Linked DNA regions of Homo sapiens: region 2 is linked to region 1. The links are chromatin loops, found by intact Hi-C in ENCODE. Cell type or tissue: heart right ventricle. All regions are shown on one strand. Each heading gives the region's core, and the rest is flanking DNA. Links, peaks and the distances in the headings are about the cores only.

The links. Peaks named below come from ENCODE experiments on the same cell type or tissue, not always from the same donor. Only the 100,000 strongest peaks of a DNase experiment are listed, where the experiment ranks them.
Region 2: it touches region 1 in a loop (1.8-fold over the local background); 4 of 110 quality-filtered maps call a loop at or near these places.

What each region holds. Positions count from the first base shown.
Region 1 is chr14:65,327,168-65,344,071 of GRCh38, forward strand. It overlaps MIR4708 (microRNA 4708), which reads right to left and starts at 8,016; the gene lies at 7,950-8,016. RefSeq lists enhancers at 1,760-2,531, 3,391-4,001, 8,955-9,054, 9,115-9,264. In heart right ventricle, for the core only: no CTCF peak of the experiment used is centred there; a DNase peak (open chromatin) is centred at 7,342.
Region 2 is chr14:65,228,191-65,239,245 of GRCh38, forward strand. It overlaps the pseudogene LOC100420096. Among named protein-coding and RNA genes, the nearest start is that of LINC02324, 11 kb to the left of the region's middle. RefSeq lists a silencer at 773-822 and an enhancer at 9,861-10,429. In heart right ventricle, for the core only: no CTCF peak of the experiment used is centred there; DNase peaks (open chromatin) are centred at 1,669 and 2,431; H3K4me3 peaks cover 1,390 bases; H3K27ac peaks cover 3,807 bases.

The DNA.
Region 1 (16,904 bases), core at 5,430-10,429:
GTGTGTGTGTGTGTGTTTGTGTGTGTGTGTGAAAGTCTAAACCTAACCTAACCTAACCTTGGGCTGGTTACTTAGGTGGGCTCCCTGAGAGCAGCATTATGTTGGTGAGGGTGGTCTTGGGGCGAGGACTGGTCCTCAGCCTTGCAGATGTAGGATCTCCATTTTATTAGTATACCTGGCAGTGGGCAGGCTCTGGTAGGGTTGACAGAAAAATACAGGGTGCCCAGTAAAATTTGAATCTTAGATAAACAATGAATAATTTTTAGTATAAGTGTATCCCATGTGATATTTGTTTTGTTTTAGAGACAGAGTCTCTCTTTGTCACCCAGGCTGGAGTGCAGTTCTGCGATTGCCGCTCACTGCAACCCTTAGAACTCCTGGGATTAGGAGATCCTCCTGCCTCAGCCTCCCAAACAGCTAAGACTGCATGTGTGTGCCACCGTGCCCAGCTGCTAATTTTTAAAATTTTTTGTAGAGACAGGGTCTCACTATGTTGTCCAGGCTGGTCCAGAACTCCTGGCCTCAAGTGATTCTTCCAATTCAGACTTCCAAAGTGCTAGTATTACAGGCATGAACCACTGCACTTGGCCCCAATATTTGTATTTTTATTTGCTACATCTGACAACCCTATCTAGGAGGCATCCATTAATTAACTCACCAGAGACTTATTTGTAAACCAGAACCCCAATGTGTGGGTTTACAGGGCAGGGCACACGTTTCAACATAGCAGAGCCTTTGTGCCTACTATTTGCACCTCTCTCCTTTAGGTGTTTGGAAAACCAAGTTTGTCATCGGTGAATTTCAAACTGTAGTGAAGCACGTTGAATAGCTTCATGGGCTATGCATCCAGACCACAGTAGAACATAGGAACTCTGGAGGTTTGACTGCAGGGACACCACTCAGAACCTGGAATAACAATCCAGTCTAACAGACACAGTGTCTTTCTTCCCTAGACAGTGTTGCAATAATGCTGGGCTTCCACTCCCCTTTTTCAATGTTTATTTATTTTTATTATTATTATTTTTTGAGACGGAGTCTCACTCTGTCACCCAGGCTGGAGTACAGTGGTTCCATCTCTGCTTACTGCAAACTCTGTCTCCTAGGTTAAAGCAATTCTCCTGCCTCAGCCTACCGAGTACCTGGGATTACAGGCACCAATCACCATGCCTGGCTAATTTTGTATTTTTAGTGGAGACGGGGTTTCACCATGTTGGCCAGGCTGGTCTCAAACCCCTGACCCCTGCCCGCCTTGGCCTCCCAAAGTGCTGGGATTATAGGCATGAGCCTGCGCCTGTCCTCAATATTTAATTTTCAATGTTTTTATGTCACTCAAAACTCCTTGTAAACACACTGCCATTTTAAAGATATCTGCTGATTCAATCTATTTCGTATTGATTGTTGTGCTACTTTTTAGGGAGCCATACTACGTCTTGCTCATCTTGCTGAGTTTTGGGAAGCTTGATAGTTCTAATGATTAGCAGGCATTAATTTTATGAGATAGTTTTAGATATGTACGGATACATCTGTGATTTTCTAAAACAGAACACAATTTTGATCTTAGACTCTCATTCTGTGTAATGCAGAAAAATTAATCCAGTAGGAAATTCATTCATTCATACTCATCCTCTCTCCCTTGATCTCCTTTAGCTGGAATCTCAATTGTAGGAGAGTGGGAAGGAGGAACCCTTGTAACACCATGTGCTCGGAGTTGGTAGCTCCAGAGATGGGGAACAGCTCATCCCTGGGCATCCAGAGATACTAGCATAGCCCCGTGTTGTCCTCTAAAGCAGCTGTATGCCCATCTAGTTTGCTCAGCTCATGCTGCTATTGACAAAGGGTCAAACTCTGTAAACTATTTGAAGAAATTTATTCTGAGCCAAATATGAGTGGCCAATGGCCCATGACACAGCCCTCAGGAGATGTTTCTGACAACATGTTCCCAAGGTGGTCAGGCTACAGCTTGGTTTTATACACCTTAGGGAGACATAAGATATCAGTCAATACCTGTAAGATGTACATTGGTTTGGTTCAGAAAGGACAACCAGAAGCAGGGGCTTCTAGGTCATAGGCAGATTCAAAGATTTTCTGATTGGCAGTTGGTTGAAAGAGTTATTATCAATAGAAAGGTATGTCTGGGCCAGGTGCAGTGGCTCATGCCTGTAATCCCAGCACTGTGGGAGGCTGAGGTGAGCAGATCACTTGAGCTCAGGTGTTCAAGACCAGCCCGGGCAACGTGATGAAATGCCATCTCTACAAAAAATACAAAAATGAGCTGGGGTGGTGGCTCACGCCTGCAATCCCAGCTACTTGGAAGTGGAGGCAGGAGAATTGCTTGAGCCCAGGAAGCAGAGGTTGCAGTGAGTGAGACTGCGCCACTGCACTCCAGACTGGGTGACAGAGCGAGACCCTGTCTCAGAAAAAAGAATGCCTGGGTTAAGATAAGGGGTTGTAGAGACCAAGATTTTGTCATGCAGGTGAGGCCTCCAGGCAGCAGACTTCAGAGGGAATAGACTGTAAATGTTTGTCAGACTTAGTCTGTTAACAAGTCTTAAGGTCTGTGCTGATGTTAATGCTGGTCAGCTTTTCCTGAATACTCAAAGAGAGGAAGGTATGATGAAGCATGTCTGACCCCCCTTCCCATCATGGCCTGAACTAACTTTTCAGGTTAACATTGGAATGTCCTTTGCTGAGATGAGGAGGTCCATTCAGGTGGCTGGGGGCTTAGAATTTTTGGTTTGCACTGCCATCCATCATTGTTTCTCCATGGCATGACCACTTTGAGCTGCCAACTCTCCCTCTCAGCTCACCTCTGAGCACTTCTCGGCATGACAGTGGGGCAGTCCAGCTACTTTCCCACAGCTACCACAGCCAGAAACAAGGCTGTCACTGAGCTCTCTCCCCCATCACCCGAACAACCATCTGTGCTCTGTTGACCCCATATCACTGTAGCATAAGCAAATGTGTGGGGTCAGCTGCCCTCCCTAGATAGGAAGTAGACACAAATTTCCTCTATTCTTAGTTTCCTCAAGGCTTATCTTGTGTTCTACTTGCCAGCCAGAGTTCCCTCTCTGCTAAAATAATTCACCCTGGGAAGATGATAGGGGCCTTCCTTGGAGACCACACATCTCTCCAGTCTAGATAACCCTACGAAAGTATCTAGGGGCTGGTAATCTTGCATGGAGGAGTGGGGAGAGTTCTTTCAGACCGTTCTTATTTGGTTCAAAATAACGATTTAGGGCCAAAGAGTTCCTGAATGCTCAAAAAGTATTTTCTCTCAAATCTAGGTCTTGTGTTCAGCAATCTCATTTGAATCTCAAAAGTTAACCACTGACTTTCTTTTTCTTGGCATTCCAGCTATGATAACCTCACTTTTCCCTGGGGCAGGGCATGCCTGGGTCTGCAGAGCAGTAGAATGTGGTGAAGTGTGTTTTGTTGATGGTAGAAGGGAGGACCTGTTTAATGTCTCAAAATACCTTCTGGAGTTGCAATGTTCCAGCCTCTATTTTTATGCTAAGTACCTTAAACCCATGTAATCTTCAGAACAATCTCAAGAACTAAGTATAATCATTCCAACGCAGATGAGGAAATGAAAATTCAAAGGGAGAATGGGGAATTTGTTAAAAGATTCCAGTTGTAAGTGGTGGCAAAATAATGAACCTAGGATAACCTGATTCCAAAGTCTTCATTTTAAACCCCAACAGTGAGGCTGGGCACAGTGGCTCAAGCCTGTAATCCCAGAAATTTGGGAGGCCAAGGCAGAATCACTTGAGGCCAGGAGTTCTAGACCAGTCTGGGCAACATGGTGAGACTCTGTCTCTACAAAAAACAAAAAAATCAGCTGGGCATGGTGGTGTGTACATGTAGTCCTAGCTACTTGGGAGGCTGTGGCAGAAGGATCACTTGAGCCCAGGAAGTTGAGGCTGCAGTGAGCCATGACAGTGCCACTACAATCCAGCCTGGGTAACAGAGGGATCTTGTCTCTAAATAAATAAATAACCCCCAACAGTGGCCTCATATCTTGTCCAACAACTAACTCTCTAGGAGATTTGTTAAAAATAATTTTGATATGCCAGGTTCTCGCCTGTAATCCCAGCACTTTGGGAGGCCAAGGCAGGTTGATCACTTGAGGTCAGGAGTTTGAGACCAGCTTGGCCAACATGGTGAAACCCTGTCTCCACTAAAATACAAAAATTAGCCGGGTATGGTGGTGCGTGCCTGTCATCCCAGCTACTCAGGAGGCTGAGGCAGGACAATCGCTTGAACCCAAGAGGTGGAGGGTTGCAGTGAGCTGAGATCACGCCACTGCGCTCCAGCCTGGGTGACAGAGTGAGCCTCCATCTCAATAATAATAATAATAATAATAATAATAATAATAATAATAATTTTGATAAAGATCCACTCCAGGAGATCCTGATCCAGTTGGTCTCGGTTAGAGCCTGGTCATTAGTATTTTGAACAGTGTCAACCTTGTGAAAGGAAAATAAATCTTTGGACCCCCCCAAAGAGAAAAGTCAAGCTGGGAGCTGCTTAGGGCAAACATGCCTCCCATTCTATTCCTTAAAGGAGATAGCTACTAAGATAAAAAAGCTATATACCTGCCTCACAATTTGTCTACAAGGAAATTCCTTTTGGACAAAGGACAAACAGAACGCAAAGTCATCCCTCTGCTCACTGAGATAAATGCATATCTGATTGCTTCTTTTGGAAAGGGTAATTGGAAACTCAAAAGAATGTTTGTCTATCTATGACCTGGAGGCCCCCTCCCTGCTTCAAGTTGTCCCACCTTTCTGATTGAACCAATGTACATCTTACATATATTGATTGACGTCTTATGTCTTCCTAAAATGTATGAAACCAAGCTGTGCCCCGACCACCTTGGGCACATGTCATGGGACTTCCTGAGGCTGTGTCACGGGTGCATCCTTAACCTTGAAAAAATAAAGTTTCTAAATTGAGACCTGTCTCAGATATTTGGGGTTCACAACCTAAATTAATGAGATTCTGAAGAGATGATTAAATATAGAGTTTGTAACCATAATCGTTTCATTGCCCAATGTGCATAGCAAGTCAATACGCTGAAACACCTAGTTGCAAGAGAGAAAGAGGTTTAATTGTAGGGCAGCTGAATGTGATGGGAGGAAACCTCAAATCAGTCTCTCCAAGGAATTTGGGTCTAGAATTTTTAGTGATTTTGGAGTGGGCTGAAGTGTGGAGATCTTTGCTTGGCCCAAGGGTGCAGGATGAAGTCATAGAACAGGGAGATGAAGAAACTATATTCTCATGCTGATTCTGCTCTCCTCTGGGGGTCTTCAAACTTGTTGGCATCAGCTCAAATTTGGGATCTGAAAAACATCTTAAGCAATTCTTAAACAAAAGCCTTATGATTCTAATGTCAGAGATTCTATCTATCTTAATCAGAGGCCTGATGATTCTAACCTCAGACAGAAATACTATCTGTAGGAACAATGAGGATGCAAGTGGTCAGGATCTAGTACTCCACAACTTTCACTTCCTGTTGTTACAAGGAAGTGAGCCACAGTGCAGCCTAATTAATGCTTAATCATAACTATATTTCTGTCCAGAATTCTTGTTAACATGGTGAAGATGGCTTCAAGTTTATTCAAGCTCAAAGCTTGAGGGTGGCCACCCAAGAGCATAGATTCAAGTTGCCCTAAACCCACACTCTGATTAGAAATAGCTACAAGAGGATTTTTAAGGAATAAAGAAGAGGCAGCTCCTAAATTGTTTACCAAGAATTTATACTAAAATAACATAAGCTATTGATTGGGTATGTGTTATTCTTTGCATCACAAATTCCAACATGAAGATAATGGGTAAGGCAGTTAAGCAGGAACAAAATGCCTTTACACAGTTGCCCTGGACATGGGCGCAGAGATGTGACTGAAGTCCCATACTCCTGTCTCTCCAGGCTTGATAAATTTTGTATACTTCACATAGCTCAGACTGATCTGAGCTATTTTTCTTTCTCAGCGGAGTCTCCGTAGTCTCCGTAATTCAGAGGCACACCAAAATTTGAAAGCCAGCTCTACCACTGACTAATTGTGTGATTTTGGACAAATTAGTTCATCTCCTAGTATCTCAGTTTCCTCATTTGCTAAATGGGGAAAATAACAGCTCCAACATCATTGAGCTGTTGTGGAAATTAAATTAATTTAAAATGAAAGCACTTGGAAGAGTACTTGGCACATAATAAATGCTCAATAAGTGTTAAAGATTGCTACTTTTCCTGTCCCTTAGCAACTAAAAAATATCTTTTAAGGAGCGCCATTTCCTGGACATACTACAAAAAAGGGGAATTGCCTGCATTTACATAGATTTTTTGATAGTTGATGTCTCTGAGAGCAATATTCTTTTAGCCCCTTCTCTAAATCCAGGTTTATGCCTAATTTAGATCCCACGGTCTCCTGTGGTCCTAACCACCTTGTGAACATGTTATGAAGGTAAATTGAAGTTAATCTAGGGATGGAATGATGAGAGCAGGTAAAAGATAAATAGTTCAATGGTTCTCAACCTTGGCTATACCTTATAATTATCTGGAGAGCTTTAAACAATGCCCAAGTCAGCTGGGCATGGTTGCTCACGCCTATAATCCCAGCTCTTTGGGAGGCTGAGTCAGGAGGACTGCTTGAGGCCAGGAGTTTGAGACCAGCTAGGCAACATGGTAAGACCCCCTCTCTATTATATATTAAAAATAATTTTTAAAAAATGCCTAAGTCACACCCCAGACCAATTAATATCAGAATCTGTGGGAACAGGGCTCAGCTATCAGTCTATTTTAATCTCCAGATGATTCCAGTGTGTAGCCACTGGCCTCATCTTAGCTCGGCTGAGCTGGTGAGACCCAGTAATCTGTATTCTAACAAGCCTTCTGCAAATCTCAGGACCTTTGGTGTGAACCATCCCATCATCCTCCCAATGTCCAGGCCTCTGATTTCACTTCTCTGCCCAGTGGGTGTGACTTGAAAGCAAGAGAGGAGGTGCAACAACCCTTAGTTTCTGTAAGAAGGTACAAGGAGACCAGTTCTGTATATCAAATCCTGGTTTATTCTAGCCAGACCTGTCTTAGGGACAATGATGGTCTTTCAGCCTAAATGCTTGCTTCTCAGGAAGCAGGTGAGCCAATGAAGGGCCCCACTCTCTCCAAGTGGAGACTATAGCATTTGCCTAAAATACCCCTTCTCTCCAGTCCTAACTGTCCTGGAAGCTTCTCAGAGGCCAAATATGTAAACAAGTTCCAAACCAACACATCTGCTTTTCATTTCCTGCGGAATGCTAAAACGAGTCTTTTAAGGTTGCTTAAAATATGTTCTCTCCTCCCGCCCCACCCCCCAGGGCATTTGCTGTGCGTCCTCAGACCACCTCAGCTCCTCCTTCCCTACACCTGGGACTCTTCTGCGCAGACTTGGCTTCAAACAAGGCTCACGGTTCTTCCTGGCATTTGCTTTTTTGGCTTAGCGAGTGCACATTCAATATCTTTTTCTTCTTTTTCTTGAAAGCACTGTCTTCAGTCTCCTCACTTGTCCCTTTCTCCTCTGGCAAGCGTAATGCTATCAACATTTGAAAGTGGCCTGATTCCCTGGTGTCTGGTAAATGGCCTTGCTGGTGAACTTCTTTAGGAGAACTGCAAAGAAACTAGAGCAGGGGCTAAAGAGAGCTGCTCTCTTGGGGCTCAGATGCCCCTCCTGGGGCCCCACCTCACACTAGGTGGGTTTCCTTCCTAAATTTGAGCAACGACTCTGTGTGACCTTAGCCACCCTTAACTTTGCTCTGCTTCTGTTTAGCATCTGTTAAGGAGTGACCTTTGCCACCAATTAATGAGGGTGAGGCCCCATTCAGTTGCAAAGAACGTGGAATTGTAAACAAACTTGCAAGTGGAAAGACTAGTTCCAGGGGAAATGTAGGTAAGAAAGGTGCTCCCGTATTCTCCTTTTAGTATCAGAGAGATGCCGCCTTGCTCCTCCTGTTCAAGGAGCAAGGCGGCATCTCTCTCCTAAATATGCTGTTGTGTCTCATACCTCAGCTTCTCAGGGCCCTGCCAAGAGCGGGTAGGTAACATAACAACAGCTGTTACTGCCCCAATGTATCCTCCCTCCAAATGTCAACAACATACACTTTGGAGTGGCCTCTTTATGTTAAGGCCTTGAGCTTTAAGACTCAGCTCTGGCCTTTAAGAATCGTATGTTCCCGTTGAAGAGACAGGATGTGTGTAAAGATAGCAGCTAGAGACCATGCCCAACAGATAACAAACATTAAGGGAATACATAAGTATTGAACAAATATATATGGAGCACTAATTATGTTTTGTTGTAAGCTCTGAGGCTAAAGTGTTATAGGACTTTCTCCTTAGTTCAACTAAAAGCCGGATTCTTGTCACACAGCCATGAGAGATTAGGCTTGCAGACACTTTGAAGGGTGAGAAGAATGGAACTTATTGGGCAAAAAGGAAAATAAATGGAAACAGGGACTCTCAGCAAAGTGAGAGTCCTGCTTGCTGGTTTTTCCTGCCTCACTGATTGAATCCCATGTACTACCCTGGATCAGGAGAGGCCAGGCTCCTTCCTGCTGCAAAGGGTGTGAACTTCTGCAGCTCCACCCTGTTCTCCCAGTGCGCAGGCCAGTCGGAGTTTCTCAGGGGACCCCTTTACACTTGGCTGTCTCAAAAAACAGGGAGCAAAACAGATAAAACCCCTGGCTTTATGGATCTTATGTTCCTTATATATATATATGTATAAGGAACACACGTATATATGTGTATATATGTATATATATATTTTTAGGTTCTGGAATAAATGTGCACAACATGCAGCTTTGTTACATAGGTATATACATGCCATGGTGGTTTGCTGCACCCATCAACCCGTCATCTACATTAGGTATTTCTCCTAATGCTATCCCTCCCCTATTCCCCCACCCCCTAGATCTTATGTTCTAATGAGACAAGACATACTTTGAGAGGCCAAGATGAGTGTCAGCAAATAAATATGTATAATACACCAGCTTCTGGGAAGTACTTTGAAGGAAAATGAAGCAGATTAAGGAGGGTAGAGTGACATGGTTAAGAGAATGTGGTTTTTTAGATGGGAGATCAGAGAAGACCTCTCTGGTAAGGAGACATTTGAGTCAAAATCTGAAGAAGGAGGGAGTGAGTCATCTGAGTCTGTGAAGAATTTTCTAAGCAAGGCGAGCAGCAAGCACGAAGGCTCTCAGGAAGGAGTGTGCTTGGTGAGTTCTAAGAACAAGCAGGCCAGTGTAGCTGGAAAGTAGTGAGCAGGAGACTGTGGGCAGGAGAGGACATGAGAGAGGTGACAGAGTGGATCACTGAGGACCCTGCAAGTGGTGGTAAGGACTTTAGATTTTGTTTTGAAGCCATTGGAGGGCTTTGAGTAGAGCAGTGACATGATTGGACTCACACCTTGGAAGGATCACTCTGAGCATGGACTCCAAGAGTGCACAAGGAGAAGTGTGAGGCCAGTGAGAAGGGTGCTGCAATAATCCGGGATGAGATGAAGATGATGGTGGCTTGGACCAGAGAGAAGAGACTAAGGGTGGTGAGATGAGATTAGATTCTGATATATAATGAAGGTAGAGTAGACAAGATAGATGAGATATAGGGTTATGATTTATGACATAAAGAGAGAAATCAGGAATGATTCCAGTGTTTTTGGCCGATACTCAAGGTTTTAAATTTATAGCAGGGATGGGCTGCTTCTGGTTAAGATAATAAGGGAAAGATTAATGAAAGACCCAAGATTTGAGCTGCACTTTGAAAAACTAGTAGGATTTTGTGACTTATAAAAAGTCTCAAGGGCTTATTTTGAGACCATTTTATCTCCTGGAGTGCAGCCTCCTACCCTAGTTCCACTTCTTTCAGTTATATCAACCAGGAGCTCTGGGATGCGGGACTCAGCCAGCCCAAGGAAGGTGAATCTGGATTCTTTAGGCCAATCATGAAAATTTTCTACTCTTGCCAGTAACTGGTTTAGAAATGGGCTGGTTTAAGAATGGGAATGTACTGGCCTGGGCATGGTGGCTCATACCTGTAATTCCCATACTTTGAGAAGCCAAGATGAGAGGATTGCTTGAGTCCAGGAGTTTGAGACCAGCCTGGACAATATAGTGAGCCCTCCTCTCTACAAAAATAAAAAATAAAATTAGCAGGGCACGGTGGTGCGTACCTTTAGTCCCAACTACTCAGGAGGCTGAGGTGGGAGAATTGCTTGAGCTCAGGTGTTTGACACTGCAGTGAGCCATGATTGAGCCACTGCACTCTAGCCTGGACCACAGAGTGAGACCCTGTCTCAAAATAAATAAAATAAAATAAAATAAAATAAATAAGGCATATGCTATAGTTCTGGACAATGGAACATAAAAGGAAACTGCAGAAGGGACGTCTGGGAAAATCTCTAAGTCTTCAAAAGGAAGCAAGGTACTCTGGCCTTGAGATGTTGTTAAGGACATAGAGCTTGAACTGCTATTGCCATCTTGCAAACATAAAGAGGAAGGTAAAGGCAACAGCTGCAGAGTGGCAGAGAGAAAAGGTGGACAAGCATGGTTCCTTGAGAACATTGCTGAGCTATGGAATTACCCAACCCTGGAACTGCACAACTTCTGAATTTTTTTTTTTTTTTTTTGAGACAGAGTCTTGCTCTGTCGCCCAGGCTGGAGTGCAGTGGTGTGATCTTGGCTCACTGCAAGCTCTGCCTCCCGGGTTCACGCCATTCTCCTGCCTCAGCCTCCCAAGTAGCTGGGTCTACAGGCGCCTGCCCCCATGCCCAGCTAATTTTTTGTATTTTTAGTAGAGATGGGGTTTCACCATGTTAGCCAGGATGGTCTCCATCTCCTGACCTCGTGATCTGCCCACCTCAGCCTCCCAAAGTGCTGGGATTACAGGCGTGAGCCACCGTGCCCGGCCCTGAATTTCTTTTGTAAGATTAAAAAAAAAATCTTATCATGAAATGCTTTTGAGTTGGGCAGTTTCTACTTGAAGCTCAAAGTACATCGTTTTAGATAAGCAATAAAGATTCTGGTTAGAAGAGGGCAAAAACAAACACTTTGAGGCAAGACTTTCTTGGAGACAAGAAAGCTCAAAGCGTATTTGGGGAGGATTGGTGGAATAGCTTGACATTCATTCATAAATTCATTCACTAAGTATTTGTTGACGCCTACTGTGTGCCAGGCACTGTTCTAAGATCTAGTATTCTGCAGGAAACAAGATTGACAGGGTACCTCTTATGGAGTTTATTACCTTGTGGAGGAAAGAGGGGTGCATGTGGACAGTGGCTACTGTATTGAACAGCACAGGCATAGGGTCTGGGAAGGCCTAATTCAGGGAAAGCATGAAAGGATGAAACTGTGAGTTTTGGCAATGGCTTTAGGCTTCTGCTGCTCTGCTCTCGATTCATTCTCCAAAGAGATTTATTAGGTCAAAGGGCATAAATATTTTTAGGACTTAAAATTACTTTCCTAATTGGTTACATCAATTTATGGTACTACCCAAGGAATACAGGTCCTGATATTACTGGGTTTGGATTTAGGGATTTCCATTTTAATTTGGTAGGGATTAATTTAGTAAAGGAGTTCATTTAATAAAGTTAATTTAATTAATTTAGTGAAAAAATACCATGCTTCTTTTAATTTGCTTCTTTTTGATAATTAGTAAAATTGACTACTTTTGTGTGTTTGTTAATACTTGTTCTTTTGTTAATTGTTTTGTTAGTTTTTATTCAGTTATCAGCTGAGATCTTAATGGGATTCTTATCAACTTATCTGAGTTCTTGACATAGTTCTTGTTGTAAATATAACTCCTGGTATGTTGTTTGTTGTTAATTCTGGTGATGTATTACATATAAAATTTATTTATAAAGAATTTTTAATTTTTTTGAGACAGAGTCTCACTCGGTCACCCAGGCTGGAGTGCAGTGGTGTGATCTCGGCTCACTGCAACCTCCGCCTCCTGGGTTCATGCCATTCTCCTGCCTCAGCCTCCCAGGTAGCTGGGACAACAGGCGCCTGCCACCTCGCCTGGCTAATTTTTTGTGTATTTAGTAGAGACGGGGTTTCACTGTGTTAGCCAGGATGGTCTTGATCTCCTGATCTCGTCATCCGCCCGCCTCGGCCTCCCAGAGTGCTGGGATTACAGGCGTTAGCCATCGTGCCCAGCCTAAAAAAATTTTTATGTAGTTAAGTACTTTAATATTTTCTGTGTAGTATACTATATTGCTATACTAGAAGCAATGTACTATTGCTTATACTATAAGCAATTAGTATTGCTTATAATTATAGAGTCATCTTCCCACTACTGTTTTGACAAATTTTCAATCCTATTTTCTTCTGAACTTCACAGTATTAAATGTTTTTAAGACTTGAAATCAAACAAAATTAATTTTAATATATAAGGTGTGGATCTCAATTCTTCCCTTCCCTCTTAAACTGCTGGTCAGTTATCCATCCACCATTTATTGAAAAATATTTGGCCAGCCATGGTGGCTCATGCCTGTAATCCCAGCACTTTGGGAGGCCAAGGCGGGCAGATCACCTGAGGTCAGGAGTTCGAGACCAGTCTGGTCAACATGGAGAAACCCCGTCTCTACTAAAAATAGAGAGATTAGCCGGGAATGGTGTTGTATGCCCATAATCCCAGCTACTTGGGAGCAGGAGAATCACTTGAACCTGGGAGGTGGAAGTTTCAGTGAGCTGAGATTGCGCCACTGCACTCCAGCCTGGGTGATAGCAAGACTTTGTCTCAAAAGAAAAAAAAGAAAAGAAAAAGAAAAATATTTGTTGATCTCATTGTATCATGATAGCTTTATCATACACTGGGTTATTTATGAAGAAAAGAGATTTGACTCACAGTTCCACAGGCTTAACAGGAAGCATGACTGGGAGGCCTGGGGAAACTTAAAATTATGGCAGAAGGTGAAGAGGAAGCAAAGCACATCTTTCCATAGTGGAGCAAGAGAGAGCTAATGAGTGAGGGGGGACGTGCCACACACTTTTAAAACATCAGATCTTGTGAGAGTTCACTCACTATCGCGAGAACAGCATGGGGGAAATCCACTGCCATGATCCAATCACCTCCCACTAGGTCCCTCTCCCAACGATGGGAATTACAATTCAGCATTTGATTTGGGTGGGGACACAGAGCCAAAGCATATCAGGGTGTATATTTGATATGATCTTTCTATTATATTACAGAAATCTGTCTTTTTTTTTTTTTGAGATGGAGTCTCACTCTATCACCCAGGCTGGAGTGCGCTGGCACAATCTTGGCTCACTGCAACCTCCACCTCCTGGGTTCAAGTGATTCTTCTGCCTCAACCTCCTGAGTAGCTGAGACTACAGGTGTGTGCCACCAGCCTGGCTAATTTTTGTATTTTTAGTAGAGACGGGGTTTCACCACGTTGGCCTGGCTGGTCTTGAACTCCTGACCTCAGGTGATCTGCCTGCTTCGGCCTCCCAAAATGCTGAGATTACAGTCACTAGCCAATCTGTCTATCCTTTTTTTTTTTTTTTTGAAATGGAGTCTTGCTCTGTCACCAGAGCTGGAGTGCAGTGGTGTAATCTCGGCTCACTGCAATCTCCTCCTCCCGGGTTCCAGCAATTCTCCTGCCTCCGCCTCCCGAGTAGCTGGGATTAGGTGCCTGCCACCATGCCTGGCTAATTTTTTGTATTTTTAGTAGAGATGGGGTTTTGCCTTGTTGGCCAGGCTGGTCTTGAGCTCCTGACCTCGTGATCGCCCGCCTTGGTGTCCCAAAGTGCTGGGATTACAGGCGTGAGCCACCGCGCCCGGCCTGTCTATTCTTAAATCAAGACTTCAATACAGGAAGCCAGGTGTGGTGGCTCATGCCTGTAATTCCAGCACTTTTAGGGGCTAAGGTGGGAGATTACTTGAGGCCAGGAATTCAAGACCAGGTTGGGTAACAGTGAGACCCCATCTCTAAAAAGAAAAAACTTCAATATTTTATTTTTTTTATAGGTTTTTACTTTTGATAGATCTCGTTCACCCTCTTTCATTCCCTTCTGCAACAGATTTTCTTTCTTTTTTTTTCTTTTGAGTCAAGGTCTCTCTCTGTTATCCAGGCTGGAGTGCATTGTGCAACCATGGCTCACTGCAGCCTCGAACTTCTGGCCTCAAGCAATCCTCTCACCTTGGCCTCCCAAAGTGCTGGGATTACAGGTGTGAGTCACTGTGCCAGGCCTGTTTTCTTTCTTGCCTGTTTAGAATTTTCCTTTTATTCCTTTCTTTTGTCATATGTTTAAAAACATCCTTCTGGGATTTTTACCAAGATTCTGCTAAATATGTAACTTAAATTGTAGGAAACACATATTTATATAATATTTAGGTTTCCCATCTAGGAACTTCTATTTTTCCATTCATTCACATCTTTTCAGACAACATAGAAGTTTTTTTTTTTTTTTTTTTGAGACAGAGTTTTGCTCTAGTTGTCCAGGATGGAGTGCAATGGTACGATCTCAGCTCACCACAACCTCTGCCTCCTGGGTTCAAGCCATTCTCCTGCCTCAGCCTCCTGAGTAGCTGGGATTACAGGCATGCACCACCACGCCCAGCTAATTTTGTATTTTTAGTAGAGATGGGATTTCTCCATGTTGGTCAGGCTGGTCTTGAACTCCTGACCTCAGGTGATCTGTCCGCCTTGGCCTCCCAAAGTGCTGGGATTACAGGCGTGAGCCACCATGCCCGGCCATCACATAGAAGGTTTTATAGATTTCTTTATAAAGAAATGTATGTATATACATATATTTTGCATACATACATTGTATCTTAGACTGGGTGCCATAGAAACGGACTCTGAGATGGAGAGTTGTCTACAGAGGGTGTTTTACAGAAGACACACCTGTAGCAAGATGGCCTGCAATGGAGCTGCAACTGGGAACTTAGCTGATTCCAAGGTGGGAGGTAGTGGTGGGGATTGGGGGAGATCCTCTGAAACTGGAATGGGACTTTGAAGTTTAGCAGTTTACAATTAAAATACAATCTTTGAGTGGACTAGGATGCTCAAGTCAGCCTGATCATTATATGTTCTCTTCTTAGATAAACCTCAGAGACAGCCAGGTTATCCAGAGATGCTTAAGAAACATGAAATCAGACCAAGGAGTGAGCTAATTTCAAGAATTATCTCCCAGCTAAGGCAGCTTATGGCTAAGTCTGGAAGTATACATGGAAGTCTGCTTGGCAAAGAGATTCCTCCCCACTTAGCCATGTTTAGGGGGAACTGATGTGTTTGCCTGATTGACTAATTCCCCCACATGCACTAGGTCTTTTTCCAACTAGGGTTCAAGTTTCCGTTTGAGGCATTACTGTTACATTCTTCTTCTGCCTCTCAGAAATTATTCCCAGAACACCAGGACTGGAATACTTCTCTTCTTAATCTCTTCAGTCACAAATTACAATCTTTATATTTACCTTCAAATATGTAGCTGATCACATTTGTGGTATGAGGATCTTACTAATTTAATTTTGAGATTAATTTTCTGTCTAGTTTTTTTTAGAGGCAACTTATTGTGATCTCTAAGGATTGACAATGGCTTCTACAAAAATCATAATTTAATATGATGTCCAATATTAGGTACTCTTTATTAAGAAGACTCATTCTAGCTCTACTAGCCCTTAAAAATGAATGTATATTGAATATTAAATGCCATTTTTGCATTTATAGAAAAAATCAAACGATTTCTTTTGAGCTTAATAGGTTGTGATATTTCCAATTAAGATATCCTTTTATTTGGGGAATTAAGTCCTCCTTCTGTTAATGAATTATTTTGAATACGCAATGTACGTACATGGCACAAAATTCAGAAGGTATGTATAGGTATCTGGTGGAAGTCAGTCTCCCTTCCTCCCCTGACTTCCATCCACTTAATTCCTTTCCTTGGGGCAGCTGATGCTATCAGTTTCTTGCGATTATTCCAAATGTGTCTTATGTATTTTCAAATATTCTTCCCTGTATACATAAATAGTAGCATACCAGCTTGAACCCAGGAGGCAGAGGTTGCAGTGAGCTGAGATCAGGCCACTGCACTCCAGCCTGGGCAACAGAGTGAAACTATGTATCAAAAAAAAAAAAAACATTAGTAGCATACCATTCTGTACTATTTAACATATTGCTTTTCTTGATTAATAATATTTATTTGATATAGTTCCATATTAATAGGTATAGAATTTTTTCATTCCTTTTAATGGTGGCATATAATTCAATATGAATGTAATAATTTATCACTCCCTTATTAATGAACAATTAAATAGTTGTTAGCCAATTTGCTTTTACAAACAATGCTGTAGCTAGCATCCTTGTGCAGGTCATTTTCCATACATGCAACTATATCTGTAGGATAAATACCTAAAACTGGAATTGTCGGGTCAAGTTCATTTTTGGTTTGAAAGTTATTGCCAAATTCCTGGCCATAGATTTATGCCATTTACCATCCCCTCAGCAACAAATGGGTGTGCTGGTTTCTTCTTGACAATATTGGATATGATGAAGCTTTTTGATCTTAGTCAATCTGGAGTTGAAAAATGACATCTCATTGTAGTTTCAAAGTGCTTTTATCTTTAATAGTGTGGTCAAGTTTTTCTTATGTTTACCAGCCATTTGTATCTCATGTTGAAGCTAAAGTTTGTAGTATAGTATGATTTGGCCTCTGGACCTCAATTTTTGTGTTGCAGAACCCAGAACATGCCTTTTCCATCTCTATAGCTTTTGCATTCATTTAATTATTATTATTTTAAGAGATGGGTCTCACTATGTTGTCCAGGCTGGCCTAGAACTCCTCAGCTGAAGTGATCCTCCTGCCTCAGCCTCCCAAATAGCTGGTAATATAGGTACACTCAACTGTGCCCAGTTCGTTTAAGTTCATTTTGACTG
Region 2 (11,055 bases), core at 177-5,176, 100 kb before region 1:
TTAGTCGGGCGTGGTGGCACATGCCTGTAATCCCAGCTACTCGGACGGCTGAGGCAGGAGAATCGCTTGAACCTAGGAGGAGGAGGTTGTGGTGAGCTGAGATCACGCCATTGCACTCCAGCCTGGGCAACAAGAGTGAAACTCTGTCTCAAAAAAACAAAAAGTAGGTGCTGTTATGATTCCTTACTTTATAGATGAGGAAACTGAGGCACCGAGACTTGCTGAAGGTCACATAACTTGCAAATGATAGAGCAATTTGCTTCTAGAATCCACACTCTCAATTACTCACTGTACTTTTCCAACTATTGACTACCAAATAAGCCGACCCAGGGAGCCTGGTATCATTCATCGAATTGTTTTGAGAAGCCTAACTCAGGGATTGCTGAAAGGCAGAAGAGTGTAGTAAGATCAGTGAAGATTTGAGAACTGAAAGCCTGAGTGCAAAACCACATTCTACCTCCACTTATCAGCTGAATGACCTCAGGCAAATCACTTCTGTGACTCTCAGTTTAAACCTTACTTGTAACACCAAGTGATGGTGGGGTAGTGAAAAATCATGCCTGACTTATGGGGTTTTGGTGAGGTTGAAATGAGGTGAAGCTTTGGAGCATTTGGCAAACTGTGATGGAAGATTCTGGATGCCATGACACCTGGCTTCTGATTCCTTCCTCTGTAGAGCCAGCCCTTTAGCCCATCTTCCAGGACATAGGACTGTCACCTGCTCCTTCCTTAAAAGAGTCAGTGTGATGTAAGTTAGGATGATGTAGGTGTGTAGTGTGCTTGTTAGCATGGTGTAGGTTTGGTATGGTGTAAGTATTGTATAATGGTGGAAGTTTGGAATCTGATAGTAATCCGAATCCCAGCTCTGCTATTTCTACCTTTAAAAAAAACCCCCCACAAAACAGACCAAAAAACGGCCAGGTCATTGCATCTGTGCAAGGGCTCAGTTTTTTCATCTGTAAAATGGGAATAGTAAGACAGGCCTGTGGAAAGGGCTAAGGCATTGCACAGAAAATGCTTAGCACAGCCCAGCACGTGTTCGTGCTCAAAACATGGGAGTTAATTATTACTATTGAGTTTATGTGGGAAAAATAGAGCTATCCAAAGACGGGAAAAATAGAGCTATCCAAAGACAGGAAAAAAGAAGGTTGATTTGACTGATTTCACAGGATATTTATTATGAGAATTATTAGGTTTCTCCATCCACTCGAGAGAAAGTGAGAAAGCCTCAATCTGTCATTGTGTTCCTGTCTACATTCAAATTCCACACATCTTAGTGGGGGTTAAGGATAGGGAGGGTTGGAAGAGAAAATAGTTTTGGAAGCCATTATGGAAAGCAACAATGACACAACACAAAAGAGAGCTATAGCAGTGAACACCCATTGAATTCCTTAAATATAAACAAAAGCTTTATTTCTGAATCTTGCCTCCCTCCACCCCAATCAAACAAGAAGAATGTGGGGAGGCAGCGGAGGGGGGCTGTGAAGAGGGCTGGGTAGGAGTGCAGGGAGACAGCAGGGCTAAAAAGACCTCCCTCTGCAGCCGGGGGTGGAATATGCAAGGGGCTGGGCCGGGGCAGAAATGTGGGCGCGGAGGGAAAGAAGGTCGGAGCCACAGGGGAGGTGAAAGAGAAAGCCGGCTATGGCCTCCTGACTGAGCAGCGCGCCTGATCCGTGGCTCCCTTCCTCCGTGGGCCCGCCCAGCCCTAGGGGTTCACGGGAGAGGACCTGTTGGTCTCCCTGGCTCTGTGAGAACCACTTTACTTTGCTCAGGGGGCTTAAGTGCCTATTTGAAACTCAGCACTTGTTAACTTGTCACGGCATAAAAGAAGGGAGAGAGGCCTGACATTTTCCCAACCCCTGAAAGTGAAAGAAGAAAGGGCTCTTTACTTTCAGGGCCACATCCTGAATGACGGGGTCAGTGTCTGCAACTGATCCGTGTGGGCGCAGACTTCTAATTATTTCCTGGATAACCTGTTATCTATTATCCATCGGGCTGCTTGCCAGAGTATGCTAATGTCTCCATCGTTTCTGGTCTGGATTCTGAGGAGCGGGTTTTTGTTTTTTGTTTTAAAGGGGAAGTAGAGTTGGGGGGCAGGCAGCTGTAAGATTCCCGGTAGCAGGAAGGCTGTCCTCTCCTCTGCCGTTAGACTGCATGATGGGGAGCAATGCCCAGGAACCCACGCTGATGCCCCGCGGAAACCGGCAGTCACTCCTCTTTCTCTTGGCTACTTGACTTACGCTCTTCTGGGAGTCTTAGCTTTATCGGAAACTTCTGGAAAAGCTTCTGAGAGAGAAATGTTTTTCTGGACTGCTCTCATTTGCTTGGAGAACAAGGAAACTCTTCAAATAACGTTTTGTTTGGGGACAGGAGGGAAGGGAGGGAGTCAGAATTCAATAGGCCTGTTCTTCTGTTGAGTGGGGGCAGAACTTGGCTGTCATCCAGGTGAGCTCCGTATCAACCATCAGTTACACCCCTGGCCTCTATTATTTGTACTAAGGCACAATGAAATGTCATTGAGTGGGAGGAGTACACAACTATAGGGCATAATTCTTTTTCTTATTATAAAAATAGCATACTTCTGATTCAAGCAACAGAGTCAGAAAAATAAGTACATTTAAAACATTAAAAAATTTTTAAGGTATTGCATGTTTATTTTAAAAATTGAAACTCATACACTGTATACATGTATCAAAATATCACAGTTTCCCATAAATATGTACAATTATTATGTGTCAATTAGAAATAATGATAAAAGCCTGTAATCCTAGCACTTTGGAAGGTGGAGGTGGGCGGATCACTTGAGGTCAGGAGTTCAAGACCAGCCTGGCAAACATGTATAAACCCTGTCTCTACCAAAAATACAAAAATTAGCCGGGCGTGGTGGCAGGCGCCTGTAATTCCAGCTACTGGAGAGGCTGAGGCAGGAGAATTGCTTGAACCTGGGAGGTGGGGGTTGCAGTGAGCTGAGATTGCGCCACTGCACTCCAGCCTGGGTGACACAGCGAGACTCCTTCTCAAAAAATAAAAAATAAAAAAATTATAATAATGATAAAAGCCAAAAAAAAAATTGAAAACTCCAAGAAGAGCAAAAAGAAACCCAAAAGTTCATTCCACAGAGATAATCACTGTTAATATTTTGGTGTATCTTCTTCAACCTTTTAAAATAATGCTAATTTATATCTGCAAGAAACAGGGTGTTTGATTTAAAAGAATACAATGGTGCCCTGTGATTGTTTGGCTGCATCTAGGAGATAATGTGTCCTTTAGCATTGGGGATTAGGATTAACTTTCTCAAATCCTCAGAGGGTCAGTTTTATGAGGCTAAGATAAAGCAAGGCTCCTAGTCCAGCGGGCTCCAGTAGTGTCTAAAATCCAGGACCTTTGGTTTTAAGCACTTATTTCACTTATGTGCATGAAAAGAAGGAGGAAGTTCAGGTGAAGCTGCCCAGGAGTAGAGAAAGACTGCATGTGAATTCATGTGATCAGAAAGCAAACAGGCAGATACTGAACCAGCCGTCCCATGGTAAACATCTAGAAAACTAGACAAAGTACATGAAACGACTGTGTTCACACATCTCAGATATTTCCTGAGAGAAGTGAAACAAATGAGGCGATCCCTACATTGCCGCAGCTTTTTGCCTAGAAGCACATTCCAGACTACTACCTGGAGACGGGAAGCCAAGCAGAACACAGAAGTCTTGCTGAGTTGAGGAGACAGAGACCCAAGGTGGTTGGAATTTGCCAGGCAGATTACCAGGGAGGAGAGAACTGCACAAAGACCTCTAGACACTTGACAAAAGTACTTGTCTAAAGTATTTGGTTGAATACTAGGCTACACATGCCCATGGTAAGGCTCCATGAGTCTGGATAAATAGCAACAATGGGAAATAACAAATACTGGTGAGCTATAAACTGAGCGCTTCCAGAAGCCTATACGTAGTTGGAAGTTTTTTGAGCTCTAGCCAGCTAGCCAGCTAGAATAAATTATTTATTTATAATAATAAACTATTTATTATTAAATATAATAAACTATTGTAGCCAGCTAAAATAAATAGTTCAGTGGGGTCTCACTGAACACCTGGGACATTTAGTAGAGACCCCAGAAAACCTAGGCCTTAGGAGTAAGACTTAACTAGCTCTAGAGAGAAGGTTTCTCTAGGCCTGCTCTCACAAAGCTTGAAAACAAGCCCCAAAAGGATCATGATGATCATTAAGAAACTTAAACTACCTCACTAAAATAAAAAGGACAGTCTCTCAACACCATAACCCTTATAATGTTCAGCATCCACTAAAAAGTTTTTTTTTTTTAGGCGGAGTCTTGCTCTGTCACCCAGGCTGGAGTGCAGTGGCGTGATCTCTGCTCACTGCAAGCTCCGCCTCCCGGGTTCATGCCATTCTCCTGTCTCAGCCTCCCTAGCAGCTGGGACTACGGGCGCCCACCACCATGCCCGGCTAATTTTTTGTATTTTTAGTAGAGACGGGGTTTCACCGTGTTAGCCAGGATAGTCTCAATCTCCTGACCTCGTGATCCTCCTGCCTCAGCCTCCTAAAGTGCTGGAGTTACAGGCATGAGCCACCACACCGGGCCTAAAAAGTTTCTTTAAAATTTTTTTTTGGGCCGGGCATGGTGGCTCATGCCTGTAATCCCAGCACTTTGGGAGGCCGAGGCGGGTGGGTCACCTGAGGTCAGGAGTTCGAGACTAGCCTTGGCCAACATGGTGAAACCCCATCTCTACTAAAAATACAAAAATTAGTCCGGCATGGTGGCACATGCCTGTAATCTCAGCTACTCAGGAGGCTGAGGCAGGAGAATCGCTTGAACCTAGGAGGTGGAGGTTGCCGTGAGCCAAGATGGTGCCATTGCACTCCAGCCTGGGTGACAAGAGTGAAACTTCGTTTTAAAAAAATTTTTAATTTTTCATTTTTGGGGTTACATAGTTGTGTATATATTTATGCGGTACATGAGATACTTTGATACAAGCATGGAATGCATAATAATCCCATCATGGAAAATGGCATATCCTTCTCCTCAAGCATTTATCCTTTGTGTTACAAGCAATCTAATTACATTCTTTTAGTTATTTTAGAATGTATAATTAAATTATTTTTTATTATAGTCTCCCTATTCTATCAAATACTAGGTCTTATTCATTCTTTCCAACTTTTTTTTGGTACCCATTACCCTACTCTACCTCTCCCCCATCTCCTCCCTGCCCCCCGCCACAAGCCTTCCCAGCCTCTGGTAACCGTCCTTCTAACTGACTTATCTCCATGAGTTCAATTGTTTTGATTTTTACATCCCACAAATAAGTCAGAACATGTAATGTTTGTCTTTCTGTGCCTGGCTTATTTCATTTAACATAATGACCTCCAGTTCCAGCCATGTTGCAAATGATAGGATCTCATTCTTTCTCAAAGCTGAATAGTACTCCATTGTGTATATCTACCACGTTTTCCTTATGCATTCATCTGTGGATGGATATTTAGGTTGGTTTCAAATCTTGGCTATTGTGACAGTGCTGCAACAAACATGGGAGTGCAGACATCTCTTCAATACACTGATTTCCTTTCTTTTAGGTTCATACCCAGCAGTGGGATTGCTGGACCATATGGTAGCTATATTTTTAGTTTTTTGAAGAACCTCCAAACTGTCCTTCAGAGTGCTTGTACTAATTTACATTCCCACCAACACTGTACATGGATTCTCTTTTCTCCACATCCTCACCAGCATTTATTATTGCCTGTCTTTTGTATATAACCCATTTTGACTGGGGTGAGATGATATCTCACTGTGGTTTTGATCTGCATTTCTTTGATTATCTGTGATGTTGAGCACCTTTTCATATACCTGTTTGCCATTTATGACTTCTTTTGAGAAATGCCCATTCAAGTCTTTTGGGCATTTTTTATTGGAGTATTAGATTTATTTTCCTGTAGAGTTGTTTGAGCTCCTTCTATATTCTGATTGTTAATCCTTTGTCAGATGGGTAATTTGCAAATATTTTCTCCCGTTCCGTAGGTTGTCTCTTCACTTTGTTGGTTGTTTCCTTTGCTGTGCAGAAGCTTGTTAACTTGACGTGATCCCATTTGTCCATTTTTGCTTTGGTTGTCTGTGCTTGTGGGGTATTACTCAAGAAATATCTTCCCCAACCAATGTCCTGGAGAGTTTCCCCAATGTTTTCTTTTAGTAGTTTTATAGTTTGAGGTCTTAGATTTAAGTCATTAATCCATTTTGATTTGATTTTTGTAGAGACAGAAGGGAGGGTTAAAGGGGAGGAAAAGCAGTCTTTCAGTCCACCTTTCCCCTCCTGGGTACCTTCTGGACTAATCCCTGCTCAGTAGTGGAAGCAGAGGGGGCTCCTTCCCTGCATCCTGTCTCCAATGCCTCCAAGGCGCCTGGGGAGGACAAGCGTGAGGAGGAGAGGGAGTGGATGTTGGGTCCTCTGCCAACCAAGCCAGGACAGGGAAGGGGGTTGGCTTTTCCCTTGGGCCAGCAGAGGTCCCTCAGCAGAGAGAGAAGGAGGACCACTTCACTGGCAAGGTCAGGAGCAGTATCAGCACCAAGGGTAAGACTAAACTTAGCAAGGCATACTGAGAGATGCACACTGAGGTCAACGAGACATTAGAACTCACTGGTGAGTTGGACTCCTAGGAGCAAGGGGTGCTCAGCTTTCCAAGTGTTAGAGGGCAGTACCCCTTGGGTTCGGACTGACCTCTCTGCAGCACCACGGGGTCCTGTCCCAGCTCTCAGCAGGCATTGGGGCCCTGGCTCTGCTACAGCAGGGGCTACATAGCTCTCTGCTGTTGGGGTTGCACTGCCCAGGAGAACACTCTTGGAATGAGTGTATTAAGAGATTGCAGTGGTCATTGAAACTGCAGTTTTCCACAACCTCATAGTATAGTGGGAGAGCTGGGCTCCAGTGTCTAAAAAGTTTCCTGACATCCGAAAAAGCAGGAAAAATGTACTGAGAGAGATGATGCAATTAGTAGGCAAGAAACTTAAAGCAGCTATTGTACGTATGCTCAAAGATTTAAAGGAAAACATAAATATAATGAAGAGAGAAATAGAAACTATAAAAAGGAAACAAATGGAACTTTTAGAACTGAAAAAATACATCTGAGATGAAAAATTAGGTACTGCAAAGGAACTTGAAGACATAGCCATAGAAACTATCCAAAAGGCAGCACACAAAGAAAAAGAAGGAGCAAAGTCTCAGTGATCTGTGGGACATCTCAAGGTCTGATATACATGTAATGGGAGTACATGTATATGGCAAGAGGCAAGAGGCAGAAAAAAATATTTGACGAAGTAATAGTTGAAAAACCTTCCAATTTCAACCCATAGAGTCAAGAAATTTAACCATTCCCCTAGCAGAATAAATACAAAGAAAACTACATGAAGGCAGTCAAATTGCTGAAAACCAATGATACAAAGAAAGTCTTTAAAACAACCAGAGAGGCCGGGCACAGTGGCTCATGCCTGTCATCCCAGCACTATGGGAGGCCAAAGTGGGTGGATCATGAGGTCAGGAGTTTGAGACCAGCTTGGCCAACACGGTGAAACCCCATCTGTACTAAAAATACAAAAAATTAGCTGGGTGTGGTGGCGGGTAACTGTAATCCCAGCTACTCGGGAGGCTGAGGCAGGAGAATGGCGTGAACCTGGGAGGCAGAGCTTGCAGTGAGCCAATATGGTGCCACTGCACTCCAGCCCAGGCGACAGTGCAAGACTCCGTCTCCAAAAAAAAACCAAAAACAAAACAAAACAACAACCAGAGAAAAAAGACACAGAAAGCAAATCAGAGGTTGCCCGGGGTGGAGAGATTATGACGCAGGTGTTCCATGTCTTCACAGCAGTGGTAATGGTGGTGGTTGTGGTGTATGTGTGTTTGGATTTTAGAAATCATTAGTTCATACTAACACATCCAGTTCCAATCTAACCCACCCATAATTATATCTTCCCTCTTCCATAGTTAAGAACTCTGGCTCCGGCCGGGCATGGTGGCTCACGCCTGTAATTCCAGCACTTTGGGAGGCTGAGGCAGGCAGATCACGAGGTCTGGAGGTCGAGACCATCCTGGCTAACACGGTGAAGCCCCGTCTCTACTAAAAATACAAAAAATTAGCCGGGCATGGTGGCGGGCGCCTGTAGTCCCAGCTACATCAGCTCCCAGGAATGCTAAGGAAGCAGGGTGATGTGGGGGAACGGAAAACACGCCCAGGCCCAGCACAGCCACCAGCTGTGGGCATGTGACCTGTGCTCAAACCCTTCTCCTTTCTAGGCCTGTTTCCGTCTCCAGTCGAGGAATCTCTGTGGACTTACTCCATTCAGAACATTTATGACTCCGAGAGGAAGCCGATGTACTACTTCTCTTGGAGGGTGACGTGGGAAGGTCCATCTCCAGATGTGGCCTTATTTGGCTAGCCAATGCAATGACCAGGTGTGTTCCAGAAAAGTTCAGCAGTGAGAAGCCAGACTGTGAATGACCCAAGAGCAGGGATGAGGACTTCTCTAGCTTTCAGTTCTTGCCTCAGGCATAAAACCTGGCACCTAAAACTTTGTTTAGCTGAACAAAGGGATTCTGGGAATGACTTTTTTTTTTTTTTTGCTTTGATCTCCCAGATTCCACCACCTTTGCTCATGGAAAGGAACTGATTGTGAATATTTTAGCCAGCAGGCCTATAAATGCTACCTTCTGAGGAGCTGAAAAAGAATTTGAATTGTTTCTCATCAGAGATAGCTGGGCCATAGAATAGTGCTGAAACTGGGTGACAGGAAACTTTGGTGCAAGTTCCTTGGGTCTGTCTGAGACCTCAGGCCTCTGCAGGGTGTCATAGCCCCTCATCTTCTTTTAGAATCACTGCCATCTCCTGCCTGGGGTTGGGAGGTCACACAGGAACACAGGAGGGGAGGGAGGGAACTTCTGGGGTGATTGTGAAAGAGATGCAGGAATTGGAAGAGAGAAAGAAGTGGGAGGGGAGAGAGAGAGATAGGAGAGAAAGAAGTGGGGAGAGACAGAGAGAGACAGGAGCAAAGGAGAAAGATTGATTTTAACAGTAGATTATTTCCCTCCAGGGAATTTTCAAAGGCAAAACAAAAACAAAACCCACAAATACCATTTTTTCCCTCTTTATCTCTGCTGTGGTCTGAAGGTTTGTGTCTCCTCAACATTCTTGTGTTGAAACTTAATCCCCAGTGGGATCCTATTGAGAGGTGTGGTGTTTGGAAGCATATAGGGAAGGACGGCTTCATCCTCACAAATGGGATGAGTGTCCTTAAGAGGCCTGAGGGAGCTTGTTCTCCCCTTCAGCCATATGGGGACACATAAAAGGAACCATCTATGTTCATCTTGAACAGCAGGCTCTCACCAGACATTTAATCTGCTGATGCTTTGAACGTGGACTTCTCAGCCTCCAGAAGTGTGAGCAATACATTTCTAGTGTTTATACATTACCCAGTCTAAGGTATTTCGTTATAGCATCCCAAACTGACTAAGACAATCTCTTTCCTTCCTGCCCACCTCTCCCAACTCCACTGTCCCCCTCCCGCCCACGAACAGAAATTTTTGAACTAGTGCAGAGATTGCTGAACAGGGGCTCCCAACAATCCACTCTTGGATCAATAAGAAGTTTAAGAGATAAACCATCCATGCAGAGGGCCCCCAGCTAGGAGACAGGAGGCACTCTCAGCCCCATCACTCCCTAGCTGTGTGAGCCTAAACAAGGTGCTTTTGCAAGTGTGGATCATTGGGAAGGACTGCTTCTTTCCCCTTCCTGATATGTCCTTCCCTGGGCAGGGAACTCTCCTAAGGGAGCCCTCCTGGCTTCTGTCTGCCCTATAGTCACGCCTTCCCAGGGAGGAGGACACAACAGTTAACTTCCCTTTGCCTTTGTTCAGCCAGCTCTATGCCCACACGGTGACCTATATGGATTACATGAGCGGGATCTCTTATCTTCTGGCCTCCCTTGTAGGGAGGAGGATATGAACCCCACACTCCCTTCCCGCAGGTGGCAGCAGGCTGGCCACAGAACACCCCTTGACTGAAGGCGGTCCCTCCTATCAGATGCTTCTCTTTCTTCGGATTCTGGTAACTGCTCCCTCTGCCTCCATTTCAGCTCTGGGATATTGCACTGTCCTTTGTGGATTCTCCATGCTCTGCCCACACTTTTGTGAAGAATCCTCTTATTAGATTTTTATTCAAATTACACAGTTAGAATATGTCAGCTATCCCTGAATGACAGGAGGGGTGACTGAATTCCACTGGTGAGTTTAGGAGAAATTTGGCCTATTTCAATGCCTTCCTCTTTCTTTCTTCTTAGGGGCCGGTCTTTCTACATTGTTGTGCGATGAAGTGGCGCTACCTCCCCCTGTAGAGAGGCCTGCCCTCCCCAGCACTACCTGAGCGCCTATTCTTTCTTTTTCTTTTTCTTTCTTTTCTTTTCTTTTTTTTTTTTTTTTTTTTGACACAGGGTCTTGCTCCATCACCCAGACTGGAATGCAGTGGTAAACATGACTCACTGCAGCCTTGACCTCCCAGGCTGAGGTGATCTTCCCACTTCAGCCTCCTTAGTAGCTGGGACTACGGGCATGCACCATCACACCCGGCTAATTTATTTTTTGTAGAGATGTGGTCTCACCATGTTGCCCAGGCTGATCTCTAACTCCTGAGCTGAAGTGATCCACCCACCTAGGCCTCCCAAAGTGCTGGGATTACAGGAGTGAGCCACTGTGCCCAGCCTGGGTGCCAGTTCTAACTCATTCTGGGCTTTGGTATTAGGCAGCCCTAAGACAGAAATATATTATTACTCAATATCAGCATTTATATCAGTAATAAATAGGGTCTCCATTTGTTAACTAATTTGTCCTATTTCTCAGCTGGTGGAGGACTTGGGTTGGTAGGGGGTGTTACTGGGCCCCCTCAAATACCTCACATGGGTAGATAGCCTCCCTGGCCGCTCAGGACCACTGGGTGGAAGAGGCTGTCACATGAGCCCTTATGTAATGGCTATTAGGAAACTCTCTTTAAGATAGCTGTGGCTTCTCTTTTCCCA